Regions from separate parts of the Mus musculus genome. Here region 1 is linked to region 2. Evidence: chromatin contacts called from ENCODE Hi-C or POLR2A ChIA-PET data. All regions are on one chromosome and are shown on one strand. Each heading gives the region's core, a stretch centred on a gene start or an enhancer-like site at or near the end of the contact. The rest is flanking DNA. Distances are from core to core; before and after follow the strand shown. Region 1 holds the start of Fam20c (family with sequence similarity 20, member C). Region 2 holds the start of Pdgfa (platelet derived growth factor, alpha).

Region 1 (6,097 bases), core at 281-2,780, 240 kb after region 2:
AACCCCTCCCAGGGGAAGGCTGCTCCCACTCTCCCTGGCTGGCTCTCCAACATATTCATTCATCTGCTTCCTCAGCCATCGCCAGGGCTGGCCAGCATGCTTCCTTGTAGGTGGAGCACTGGGCTCTCCTGGCTTCTGGTGGGCCGCCAGCTTCCCACACCAGGGCACTGGGAGCTTCCCAAACCGTTCTCCCTAGAATCATTGTGAAGACAAAGGCAAGAGGCACATCTGCCCCGCCCACCAGGGATCCCTACCAGCCTCTTCTAAGGGTCCCCCAAAGGTACACAAAATGCCTGGCGTGTGAAATAGCTTTCTAGTGGGGTGTCTTTATTCCCGAAGGGTCGGACGCGCTAGCCCCACCCCAAACCTCCTCTTCTCTGCTCACCAGTCAGGATTCTCTGCTGCCTTGGGGTTAAACCTGATGTCGCTGTTCACATTAAACAGGACGTCGTCCTCTGTCAGAGGAGGCACAGCCCCCTGGTAGAGAGGGTGCTCAAACAACTTGGCTAAGAGCGATCCGTCCCCGCTGGGGCCAGGGGGCGGTACCCGCGGTCGGGGCCCCGGGTCTCGAAGCAGCGGCCGATGCGCTGGGTCACGGGGTGGCGGGGAACGGGGCTCCTGACCCCGCGGAGCGTGATCCACCGGCTCTGCTGCAGAAGGCAGCTTCTCCAAGGAGTGGGAGGTTAGGTTAGAGGCTGGATCTGAGCTGAAGTCTTGCAGGATGCGCAGTGTGTGTTTGTTGGGCCAGCCTGCGTCGCCACCGGCGGACTCCCCCGGTCTGCTCCTTGCCTGGGCCCAGCCTGGACCAGCTGCCTCTGCTGCCGGCTGAGCGCAGGAGCAACCGGGCTCCCCGGAGGATCGCGTGGCGCGTCGGTCCAGCTTGGGTAGCAGGTCAACAGCAATGTGCAAAGCGCAAGCCAGTAGGAATACTACCAGGATGAGCACGCGAAACCTGCGCACCAGTATCATCTTCATGGCCGCGCAGGCCAGCGGGCTGGGGGGTTCGGGACGCGCGCTCCACCGGTGCCCCTCAGCTTGGCACCAAGCCCGCAACGACCCGCGGGTCAAGGTCCATTCAGTGTACTAGCAGCTAGCAGCTCGGGGGCTGTCCCCAGACTTGGACGTCGTGAAGGACAACCGCCACCAAAGCACCAGCTCTCCAGGCCATTTCGGGGGGCGGCCAGCGGCCCTCGTCGGTGGAGCGGGTGGCAGTGGTGACAGGGAACGCAGGGGCGTACGAGGGTCTCCGGGACGGCGACCACACTCAGCGGGCGTGTAAGCAGAAGGCGCGGCTGTTCATCCCGTCCAAGGCGCGACAGATCCGATCCAGAGCGCGGTGCTCCCGCTGGGCCATGCCGGGTCCTGGGCAGGCGACAAAGCGGCTCCTCTGTTCTGTCAGGCTGAGGCTGGGAGACCGGGCTGGAGAGACAGAGGCGAGAAGGGGAGCGCGAGGGGGCGCGCAGGGAGAGGCGACGATCTGGCAGGTGCAGCAGGCCGACCCGGAGCGCAGCGCCCGCACCGCCTAGCTCCAGGCGCCCCGCGCCCGGCCCGCTGATATCCGAGCGCGCCGGAGCCGCCCCCCGCGTCAGCGCCCGCAGATTGGCGGAGCCGTGGCCCCGCGAGGCCCGGCCGGCCCGGCGCTAGCCCGCGCTCCCCTCTCTCCTCCCCCTTGGCCGCGCCCCGCGGTGTCGCCGCGCCTCCTCCGCGCTGAGCCGGGAGCCAGAGAGGCCCGGCTGGGAACCCGCAGGCAGCGGTGGCTTCGGCCCTGTGCGCGCGGCTCTCGGCCTGGTAGCCTGCGTCCCTGAAGCTCCACGCGCCGCCAGTTGCAGCCGCACAGCTCCTCCCCGGCGAGTGGAGGCCAGAAAACAGGCCAAGTCCCTCCCCGAAGCCCGCGGGGCGTCTGCGCGGCCGGACAAGCTCCTCTCCGGGCGGTGTCCTGGCACCTCGGGTACCCGCAGCCCACTAGGTGGAGGACGAAGAGACGACGTTGCCACGCGGCGGAGAGAACGGCGGAGGAGCGCGTTGGGCCCCCGATCCGATGGGACTCCAGAAGCTCGGCAAGGCTGCCGGGCCCACCCCACCCCAGGGGACACGCCTGCGCCTTAACCCTGGCGGCGCCGCGCGGAGCCTGGCTGAGTGGCGCGGATGCGCGGGCGGTGGGCGGGGCGCGTCTCGCTGCCTGCCCTCTGGGATGCTAAATCGGGGTGCACAGTAAAAAGAGATCTGCTTTCACCACGTGGCTTCATTTGTGGCCACAGGGCTTCTGGATCCCCAACCCCTAGTAGGAAGTAGGAATCTCTGGGAATTTCTGCTAAAATTCTGGGAAGGTAAGCGTGAGAGGGTCAGCCACAGATCCACAAGCTGAGCAGACCTCAGGGCTTCAAGCACCTGCAGATTTCCACAGCAGCCCAAGCCAACTGCTGTGTAAGGGACTGAGGGGCGGAGTCTGTGCTCTACGGAGCCCCTCTTTGTCATGCTCTCTTGGCTGTGCTCCCCGGCCCTGGAATGCTCTCAGCTCGAGTTCTCTATGAATCAAGTGCACAACTCATGTTCTTTCTGAAGATTCAGCGACAAGTCTGTGTTAGTTGACGTTCAGTAGACACCCACTAGCTGCTTGTTAGGGACGAAGAGAGTCGCAGCCAGCTAGCTGGTCAGCAAAGGTGCCTCCTAGGCCTTTAGAAAGGAAGAGAGGGTGGAGTTCCACACTCCTGTAACAGGAGCTGATGCCTGTGTTGGGCAGCATAGTGGAAACCCAAGAGTGCAGTGGGTGGGGTCTTAATAGAGGTGCACTCCCCAAGAAGGTATGGCTTACATCATGAAAACTGAGGCATTCTGCATTCATCCGGCCCTCCCACTCACACAGACAATGAGTTTGTGTGTGGAGATGGTGGGCCTGAGGTGGGAGTAGGACGGAAGCACCCACAACCTGGGACCTCTGGAGAGAGACGAATGTCATCAGGGTAGAGTCACCTGCTCCTGGGAGCATCAGTTCGTGGGGCTTCCCATTGTCTCCTGGTGTCCTGGACAGTCCGTTCATCACAACTGTGTGGCTTCTTAGGGGAATTCCTGGCTCTCTGGCTCCTACCCTAAGGAAGCAGGGTGCTGTAGCCAGTGTAAATGCAGTGGACCTGCCTGCTGTTTCTGCAACAACACCTGTTGCTGTCTGCTAACATAACTCTCCTTTGTTTCTTTCCGCCCTTCTGCCCCAGGATGCAGGCACTTCACAGAGGGTCTCAGAAGAGGCTCTGCTCTCATAGCTCCACCCAGAGGCCCCAAGAAGGCCAAGGTGATTCATGCAGAAAAGGTTTCTGAAGGTATAGTTCTCCCTCAGAGGAAGGTGGGACACACTCTGTGCCCCCAAGTGCTTTGAGCTGAGGAGGAATTAACACAGAGACACATACAGATGACAGGCATGGGGAAACAAGAGGGAAAATGGTGACACAGATATACAAACACATAGGGGCACATAGACATGTTGACTCAGACACAGAGACAGACACAGGTACACACATACACACAGAGGTGACATACAAGTCAAAAATGGTGACATGGACATACAGGTGTGCATAGACATACTCACACAGATGTACAGACACAAGTACACACACAGATGACACACAGATACATATAAAAACTGATTCCCACCCCCCCACACACACACACATGCACACAAGAGCTGAGCCTCACTAGGCCTCTCTACCTTATGGCTGTCTGGGCAGATACCCCACCTCACTTGCCTGAAGAGGACCCTGATGTTGGCATACAGCACCTGTCAGAACCCAGGGGATAGCTCCGTAGCATTTTTTTTTTCTGCCAAGCTGGAGCTCCAATAAGCCATTGGGAAACGTGTCATGTGTTCAGGCTTACCAGCAGGATGGTATAGCTGTGAGAGAAGCCTGCTACTTTATCAGGTTGGCCAGGGAAGCCCTCGAGACAGTACACTTAATGCCATCTAGAGCATCAGTATCCCCCTTTGTCACGCTGCATCTGGTGCCTATGCAAGGACTGCTGAGCAAAGGCACACCAGAACAAGAAGGCCTACAGAGCTGGGGCTGAGTGGGGAATTTGAGTGAAGGACTGGGGGCGAGATGGAAGCAGTGGCAGTTTTGGGGTGCTCCCTTGGGACGCCCCACAGGTAACTCCCAAATAGTGTCTCCAGCGAGGCAAGCTGTGAGAGGGTAGGCGACAGAACCAGAATGGGGCCAAGTTCCTAGCTGCTGTTGTTAGTTTGGCCACAGAGGCGTAGAGAAGGTTCCAGAAAGGGGAAGAGTCTATAGTGTGAACATAGGGGGTCACCAGAGCCCAAGGACTGAGTCGCCACACCTGTAGGCACAGATAGAGCTGGAACCAGGAATGGACTGGGGATTTCCACGTGCCATAGGCAGGTTTGGTCCCAGGAACTAAAGCAGTAGAGGAAAAACTAGAGACGTCAGAACTGGACTAGGCCAGGAGGGATGGGACTATGTTGGGAATACGGCTAAAATAACTCCAAGTAAGAAATTCCAGAGCCCAGTGCATCTCCAGGAAGCCAAGAAGGACAGCAGGTCAACCTGAGCAGCTGAAGGACAGAGGGACAAAGCAAAGAGGGGAGTAGAGCCCAGAGAATGAAGTATTATTATTCCCCAAACAAGACCGAGTGTGGGGAGACCAATCAGGGCAGCATGCAAAGTTGAACCTGCCTGCCTTTACTGAGGGACTCTTGGTTTTTTTTTTTTTTTTCTAGGTAGAGAGAGAAGGAGGGAGAAGGAGAGGGAAGAGAGAGAAGAGAGAGGGGGGAGGGAAGAGAGAGAAAGAGAGAGAGAGAGAAAGAGGGAGGGAGAGAGAGAGAGGGAGGGAGGGAGGGAGGGAGGGGGAGGGAGGGAGGGAGGGAGGGAGGGAGGGAGGGAGAGAGAGAGAGAGAGAGAGAGAGAGAGAGAGAGAGTTTTCTTGGTCTATAGAAATCTTCTCCCACTGAAGGGGACTCCTCTTGTTTCCAGAGCTTTCCATGATCCTGTTGTGTGTATCAAGGCAGCACAAAATAACTGATTTGCCAAAGAGCCACCGTTGCAGCTTATTCTAATCTCATGCAGTCATATCTTCATGCCCTGTACTCATATAAGGGCATCTCCCTGTAGACATACTGGAGCATATATCCTGGACCCCTACACTTAGGTGTGGGTACATTCTTGTGTCCTATAGCTATATTTGCCATCTTATCCTGACTTCTACCTATAAGAGAAAGCAGAGAAGTGGGGTGGAGTCAGGAGATGCTGGTAGCACATATTTTCAGTTGCTAGGTGGTTGAGGAATTGTGAGGCTTTGAACTTCACGCAGGAACTCACAGAATCCTCGGAACACTCTTTAATGAACACTTCTCTCTATCACCCATCTGTCCACCAACTTAAGTCAAGGAGATCTGCCTTGGAAGACCTGGGTTGCCTGAGTCAATACTTGCCTTCTGCACTCAGGAAGGTAGCTGAGCACAGAGCAGTGGGCAGGGCGGGCTCAGGGTCAGCAAGGACCCCAGAAGGATTGTGAAAGGAGAGCAAGCACTTTGGGGAGTCCAGTGAACTGAGAGCAAAGCCCTGTGGGGAGAGACAGACTATATATAAGATCAGAGCTGGGCTCTAGAGGGCTCTTTCCCAAGGGACAGCTGAGAGCAGTGAGCTGACAAGCAGTCTCTCGACTTCTGCCCCCAGTTGCCTATTGCTCTTGGAACTCCTGGAGTCAGAGGAGATGCTGTGTGCAGCTGAAATCTTGGAGAGCTATAAATCCCTGGCTGGCCTGCCTAGAGGTTCACTGCTAACCTTAGTAACAGTGCTGTTTGCAGGTGAATAAAGGTTACACAAAGACTCAGGCCCAGTGAACATCTGCCTCTCTGTGACAAAGAAAGAAGCTGGGTGTGTATGGCTGCTTAAAATGATGGACATGGTTGAAAAAAAATCCAGGCAGTAGTTATCTGGGCAGGGATGGCACCATAGCAAAGGGAAGTTTGGGCAGGGAACAAACTTTCAGTGTATAGTGGGCTGGGGCTGACTGACCTGGGTGTGTTAGATGTACTGTCCATGTGCAGAGGGACCCCAGGTTCTCCAAAGTCCACTGAGACCAATATGTTGTG
Region 2 (6,113 bases), core at 2,002-4,501:
CGCCTAATAGCGGCTGGAAGTGAAACTCGAATCCCAGCCAGAAGGAAGCACGTGATCTCTCCCACCAGAAAGGATCACGGAGGCGCGGGCGGGACAGGTGCGGTGGCCTCGAGCGCATGCAACCCCTCCAGCTCGGCTTGGTCTCTTGGTGTTCTTTGGAGGCCTGACACCTGAACCTCACCCCCTCACTCAACCCCTTCTCCAGAGGCTAAAATGAGGACTGTCACGGGTCCCAAGGGAAGCCGAGGCATAGGGTGGGGGTGGGGGGTAGTTTGAGCCGGCGGGTCCTTTAGGCTCTTGACCTCATGACTTAGCCAGTTCCAGTTTTCAGAGACCAAGAGTCTAGCGAGAACCAGGAGGAACAGTGGGGGTCGGGGGTCGGCTGTGGGGGTGGGGGTAGGGGTCGTTGTCTCACACCAGAGTACCTTGTAAGCTTTAGGGCCCGTGCCCCAGTCCCCTCAGGCGGCTGGCGCCGGGCTGCACAAGCTCTTACCACCCTCGCGCGGCCGCTGTTGTTGCGGTCGCTATGACGACGGGTCGCGGTTTTATTTTTAATAGCGGTCGGCGATTAGAGCAGTGCCTGCGCCCAGCTCCCCGTGGCTCCCGCGTCCCGGGCGATGAATCCAGGCCTAGCCTCATTCTGGTCCCTGATGTCCCCTAGCGTCTTCAGAATCCCTCCCGCCCGGCTTTGATTTCCAGCTGGGCGTCCCTGCTGCGCCAAGAGAGTAAAGGGAGAGAGAAGCACCGAACTAGGTGGGGTCCCCAGGAACCCGCAGCCTCCATGCGGAGGTGGTGGCCGGACAGGCGCGGCATCCCAGCAATGCAACCGGATCTTCTTCCTGGATTCTCACATCCACCGTCACACCGGGTCGTCGAACCGCAAAAAGGTGTCCTTTGGTGCTCTCTGCCTGTGAGAAGGCCGAGGGCTTGGCGGGACAGGCCGCGCAGAACAATCGGGATAAAACGGTGAGGAACTCGACTCAGGTCTAGAGTGGTCCTGGCAGTCGCCACCAGAAGTCATCCTCTTCAGAGCAGCATAAAGTTTCACCAGTACGGACAAGGCCTGGGCTTTCGAAGACCTCGAGGTGGGGCGCTTCTCAACGTTTTCCATACTCCCTCTTTAGGCCAAGAGAGGGTGTCCTCTTATCTCCTGAGCATCCCGAGGTGTTAGGGCTGGGGCGTGGTGATGGGGCCTACAGGCCTAAGGAAGTCTGTAGATTTGGGCTCCAAAGATCTTCAGCTACCCCCTCCCCCCACGCCCACCAGGTATTTGGAGCTAGGTGAGCCGCCCGTGTTGGGCCCTTCCAGCTCAGCCTTTGAAATGCAGGAACCCGGGAAGCTGGGGATGAAAGGCTCCTGCCCGGCTGCGCCTTTGTCTGGGGACAAAGAAGATTGGTGGGGGATTGGACCCGGGCTGGGTGCACGGGTTAATTCACATGAAAGGGAGTGAACTGGACAGGCTGTATCCAGTTGCATCCCTACCCTTGGAGCCCTCCATAGTCTCCAGAGCCCTAGGAGGCTAACTTTGGGATTTGAAAGGTCCACAATCCTCTAACCCGAGTTAAGGAGCTGACAGGACTGGCCTTGCCGTCGGGTCACATCCCACCAGGAATCCATCTCTCTCAATGGGAGAACCGTCCAGCCCTGATCAGACTTCTGTCCGCATGTGCCTTCCCCGCCACCCGTCTGTACTGTGCCTTGGCCGGAGGTGGCGCTCTGCGCTGCCTTGGATCCCAAGGTAGAACCCAGGAGTTCCTCACCAGCCGCTTCTTTTCTATCTTTCCTTCTATCCCTCCAGCTCCCCATTCAGGGTTCGGCTAGGCCTTCGGCCAGGGGCTAAGGATCTGGAGGGTGCAGGGTGTCAAGGTGGCGATGAGGCAGGAGGCAGCCTCCTCCCCGACCCTAGCCTCGCTTCCACCTCCACACAAGAGTGCAAGTTCCTCAATCAGGTGTCCCAGGCTTTGGCTCTGGGGCGCGGGCGCGTGGCAGCCGTCAGGTGAGTGCCCTAGACGCGCCCCTAAACCCGCCCCGCCTCTCCGCAAAGACTCACTCCCCCTCCTTTTATGGAGAGGGGAAGGCTGGAGCACTGGATCCTTACAGTGGGAAGCGGCCCGAGCGCCGGGCGGGGGCCAAGCCGACTCTCATGCCCTTTTTGGCGCAGCAGCTCTGGGCGCTGCCCTTTACTGCCGCTGGGGCCCGAGAGAGAGGCGAGCCAGAGACGGCCGTGCTTCTGCAGCGGCCTCCTCCCCTCCCCGCCCGGTGCCGCAGGATTGCAGCTGGCACTGAAGGGTGGGCAAGCTCGAGGGAGGGGCGCTCCGGGAGCCCGGGCGCCTGTGGGCTCCGAGCCGCGGGCGCCGAGCTTGGATGGATGTAGCTGCCTGCGTGAGCGCGTGTGTGGCCACTGCAGTGGCGGTGGCGGCCGGGCCCGATCTGGCCCGCGAGACCCCTGAGCGCTTCCGAGGTGCGGGTCCCGGGCCCGGAATCCGGGGGAGGCGGGGGGCGGGGGAGGGGGAGGGGCGCGGTGGCGGCGCTATAACCCCCTCCCTGTCGCCGGCCGGCTCCACACGCGCGTCCTGCGGAGCCCGCTCAACTCCTGGAGCCCGGCCTGCCTGCGCCTTCTTCTCCACCTCCTCCTCTGGTCTTCCCGCGGCTGCTGCTGCGGCGGCAGCGGCGCCAGCTCGGCCCTCCGCCCGCCCTCCGGCCCGCGCGGGCGGCGTAGCGAGGCCCCGGGCGGGTAGGCTGCTGCCAGGCGGCGCGGCCGCGGGAGCTGCCCGGCCCCGGCGGGCGGAGGGCGGAGCGCCGCGCCGTAGCCGAGGGCGCGCCGCGGAGGGGCGCACGCAGGCCGCCGGGCCGCGCCGTGCTGGGCCGCGCCGTGCCCGGCCCGGGGCGGCAGCGGCGAGAGGAAGGCCCGGGGACAGGCTCTCCGGACTGCCCGGAGCCCTCAGGGAGAGGCGAGGCGGTAGCTGGTACCGGGCCGAGAGTCCAGACAGGTGATCGGTGGTGCGGCGGGAGCTGCAGCCACGCTCCGCGGTCCCCTCCCGGGGCTGACGGCAGCAAATATGCGGATTTACCGGCCGGGTCGCTCCTAAAGCCAGCGACGGGGAGCGAGCGCGGCGGCGGCCAGCACGGGGAACGCACCAAGGAAGAAGCCCAGCCCCCGCCCTCCGCCCCTTCCGTCCCCACCCCCTACCCGGCGGCCCAGGAGGCTCCCGGAGCGACTCTGTTCCTCCTCCTCCTCCTCGCTGGCTTTGCACTCGCTGCTCGCGCCGAGCGCGCTCCGCAGGCTCCCTGCTCTCCGCGCCACCCTCCTCCGGGCCGCGCTCCCTGAGGGATGGTACTGAATTTCGCCGCCACAGGAGCCCGGCTGGAGCGCCCGCCCCGCGGCCTCGCCTCCCTGCCGAGCTTCCAGCGCCTCGGGACGCGATGAGGACCTGGGCTTGCCTGCTGCTCCTCGGCTGCGGATACCTCGCCCATGCCCTGGCCGAGGTGGGTGCCACCCCCGCGCCTCTGTCCCCTCTCGGCTCCCTCGGCGCACGCCCCTCTCGGCTACCTGTTTCAAGCTCTGCAAAGAGCATTTTGGTTTTGTCAGGGTGGTGTAATTTTTTTTTTAATCCCAACTGGGTTCTATTTTCTGCCATGCCCAAGTGTGTCTGGTGAGTTTCCAGCGCGTTGCGTCGCTCCGCCTTGGAGGGGGACGGGGGAGCCGCGAGGTGAACCCGTGGGTAGAAACTTCGGGGGGCTGTGGGTGCCTTTCCAGAAGGGGCAGCCCAAACGCAGCGGACAATGCAGTAACGGGGTGCGGGAAGCGGGAAAGGGGGTGTGTGTAAACTGACCGTGCTCTGGGAGGGGACTAGGGCGGGCAGTAAGCAGGTAGAGGAGGGTGCGGCCGTAGCCTGGGACTGGGAAGGGTGGGCAGCGCCCAGCCGCAGTCCCCAGTTCTCGGTCCCCAAACCCAGTCCGACGCAGGGCTGGAGCAGTCTCCGCCCGCCCAGGCCTGCTTACAGGTGGCTGAACGAGGCAGCTGGGGCCGGGCCAGGCGCCCGCGCCCTCCCACCGCCACCCTCCCCCCCACCCCCATTCCCCGGGAGCTTTGCCGTGATGAATGACTTTCCACAGCCCCTGTCGTGGGAACTTCGTGGTTGAGTCCTCCAGCGACCCTGACTCCCTTTTAAAAACCGGGACGGAGAGTGGGGGAGGCTGAACGGTGGGGGTGGTCTGGGCAGGGACCGGAGAGGCGCGAGGTGGATATTTAACCCCTTGCGTTCCCTGCAGCCTCTCTAAGCCCCGATGGATTTGGGCGTCCTAGTCGGCGCTAGGGCCGTGACTGGGCCTGAGCCGGGTGGGGCGACCCGGCGCGCGTGCTTGTAGGGGGTGGGGTGGGGGGAGAGGGAAGACCCTCTCCCCTGCGGGCTCAGCTCAGGATTCCCGGAGTGAAATTGAACCCTTCGGCTAGATTAAAGTGTTGAGGCTGCTGTGACTCCAGTCGTGGATGCGTGACGCATTTCGACCCTCTCTGTTTCTACATGTGGATTTAGCTATTAAACCAGAAACTCTTCGGGCCCCTGGCTGCCCCCAGACACCCTGGGGAGGCCAGAGCGCGGGTGATTTTTGTCTGAACATGTCAAGGCATTGTTGGGGTATTTTTATCAAGGTCAGACAGATAGGAACAGTGTGGAGGATTTAGGGGGTCCCATCTAGCCCCAGCCGATCCTCTGGCTCTAGGGCCTAACGAGGGTCCGGCCGGGCTGTGTGGCCCCTGGGGCTGGGCTGGAACCCTTGGGCGCGTCCTGACGGTGTGGTCTGCTTGCAGGAAGCCGAGATACCCCGGGAGTTGATCGAGCGGCTGGCTCGAAGTCAGATCCACAGCATCCGGGACCTCCAGCGACTCTTGGAGATAGACTCCGTAGGTAAATCGCGCCCCTGCCCTGCCCTGGCTGAGAGGAGGGCGCGGGCGGCGGGGCGGGCCGGCTGCGCGAGGAACCGTACCCTGCGCGCTCCGCCGGGCCGGGCGCTGCGCAGGAGCGCACCGAAAGGTCAGACTCCACTCGCCGGCCATAAACGCCCAGGCGTATGAGTCAGGCGTTTCTCTTGTAGTTGCCACTTTCTCTCCCAGCGGCAGCGGAGGGTTGCTTCGCTCACCCAGGGGTTGTTTTAAGTGAAACGCAGCGGGTGTGTCACTGAAAGTTCAGTTTTAGAGTGTGCCGAAAACTGCCAGGTATGCGGGTCAACAGCTGCTTCTGGCCCGGGAGCGCGGGAGCCGGCCCGGAGGGAGCGTGGCTGTGGCTAGTCTTCTCCTGGCCAGGGCCCCCAGAGTGCTTGAGGAGCTGGTCGGTCCGGGCCTTTTGTAAACTCCACTCCCTGGTGCCTTGATCGCCTGGGGCTGGGTCCCATAGGTGGGCGCAGGAGGCCGATGTTTTTTTCTCCACACCATCCTGTAAAAAGGCGCGCCTAGTACACGGACGCTTGGGGCTATTTTGGGGGCTTCCCGCCTCGGGCCAGAGCCAAGCCACTGTAGAAAACAATTTGTAAATGTAGGGTTGTATTAGACTCGGATGACAAGGGCTAAAATAAATGGGCGCGATGGGGATGGGAGAGGCAGCCTCTGTGCGGGGAGGACGTGGTCTCCTCCTGTCTTTTGTGATAACCTTTTCAAAATGAACACTTAGCCTGTTTTTTTGTTTTTGTTTTTGACACACTGGGATAAAATTTACCAGCTTAAAAAGAAATAAAAAGGCCCCAGTGAGTTTGTCAGGAGGAACTAAAGGGCTAAAGTGAAGAATTCCAAGTGACGATTTTCCCCCTCCTTGAAAACTTTTCAGAGAGGGCCGAGTGGTGAGAGAATTAAGTAAAATCACATGGTCTAGCCATTTGGAAATTTGTACCTAATTATGGTGGTGGAGAGGCCTGAACTGTTTTTGTTGCATGCCAAAAGCATTTTTTAACCAGGCGGCCCCGTTTCAGTAGTTTCTTGACCCAGGAAATCCTTGGCCTGATCCTTATCAGGAATGGCAGGCCTAGGGTTTCACTTGGATATCAAGAGCTGGGTCAGGGGGTTTGATCTGATCCCTTTTTGAGTAGGCCTGGGTGGGGGACTTGGCTTGGGTCACTTGGGG

The links. A loop is a pair of places that touch in the nucleus more often than their neighbours do. ChIA-PET counts read pairs that join two places held with the same protein, here RNA polymerase II (POLR2A).
Region 1: a map of Patski shows a loop between it and region 2 (2.1-fold over the local background). The contact joins the promoter of Fam20c here to the promoter of Pdgfa in region 2. A Hi-C loop is called at or near these places in 1 of 37 maps with a recorded cell type or tissue (Patski). POLR2A ChIA-PET finds 5 or more read pairs at or near these places in 2 of 5 experiments (Patski and embryonic stem cell).

The regions. Positions count from the first base shown.
Region 1 is chr5:138,750,514-138,756,610 of GRCm38, reverse strand. Fam20c (family with sequence similarity 20, member C) reads right to left here and starts at 1,530. Exons shown (of 10, transcript NM_030565.6): 1 at 386-1,530. The coding sequence starts at 975.
Region 2 is chr5:138,992,082-138,998,194 of GRCm38, reverse strand. Pdgfa (platelet derived growth factor, alpha) reads left to right here and starts at 3,251. Exons shown (of 6, transcript NM_008808.4): 1 at 3,251-3,486; 2 at 4,811-4,907. The coding sequence starts at 3,424.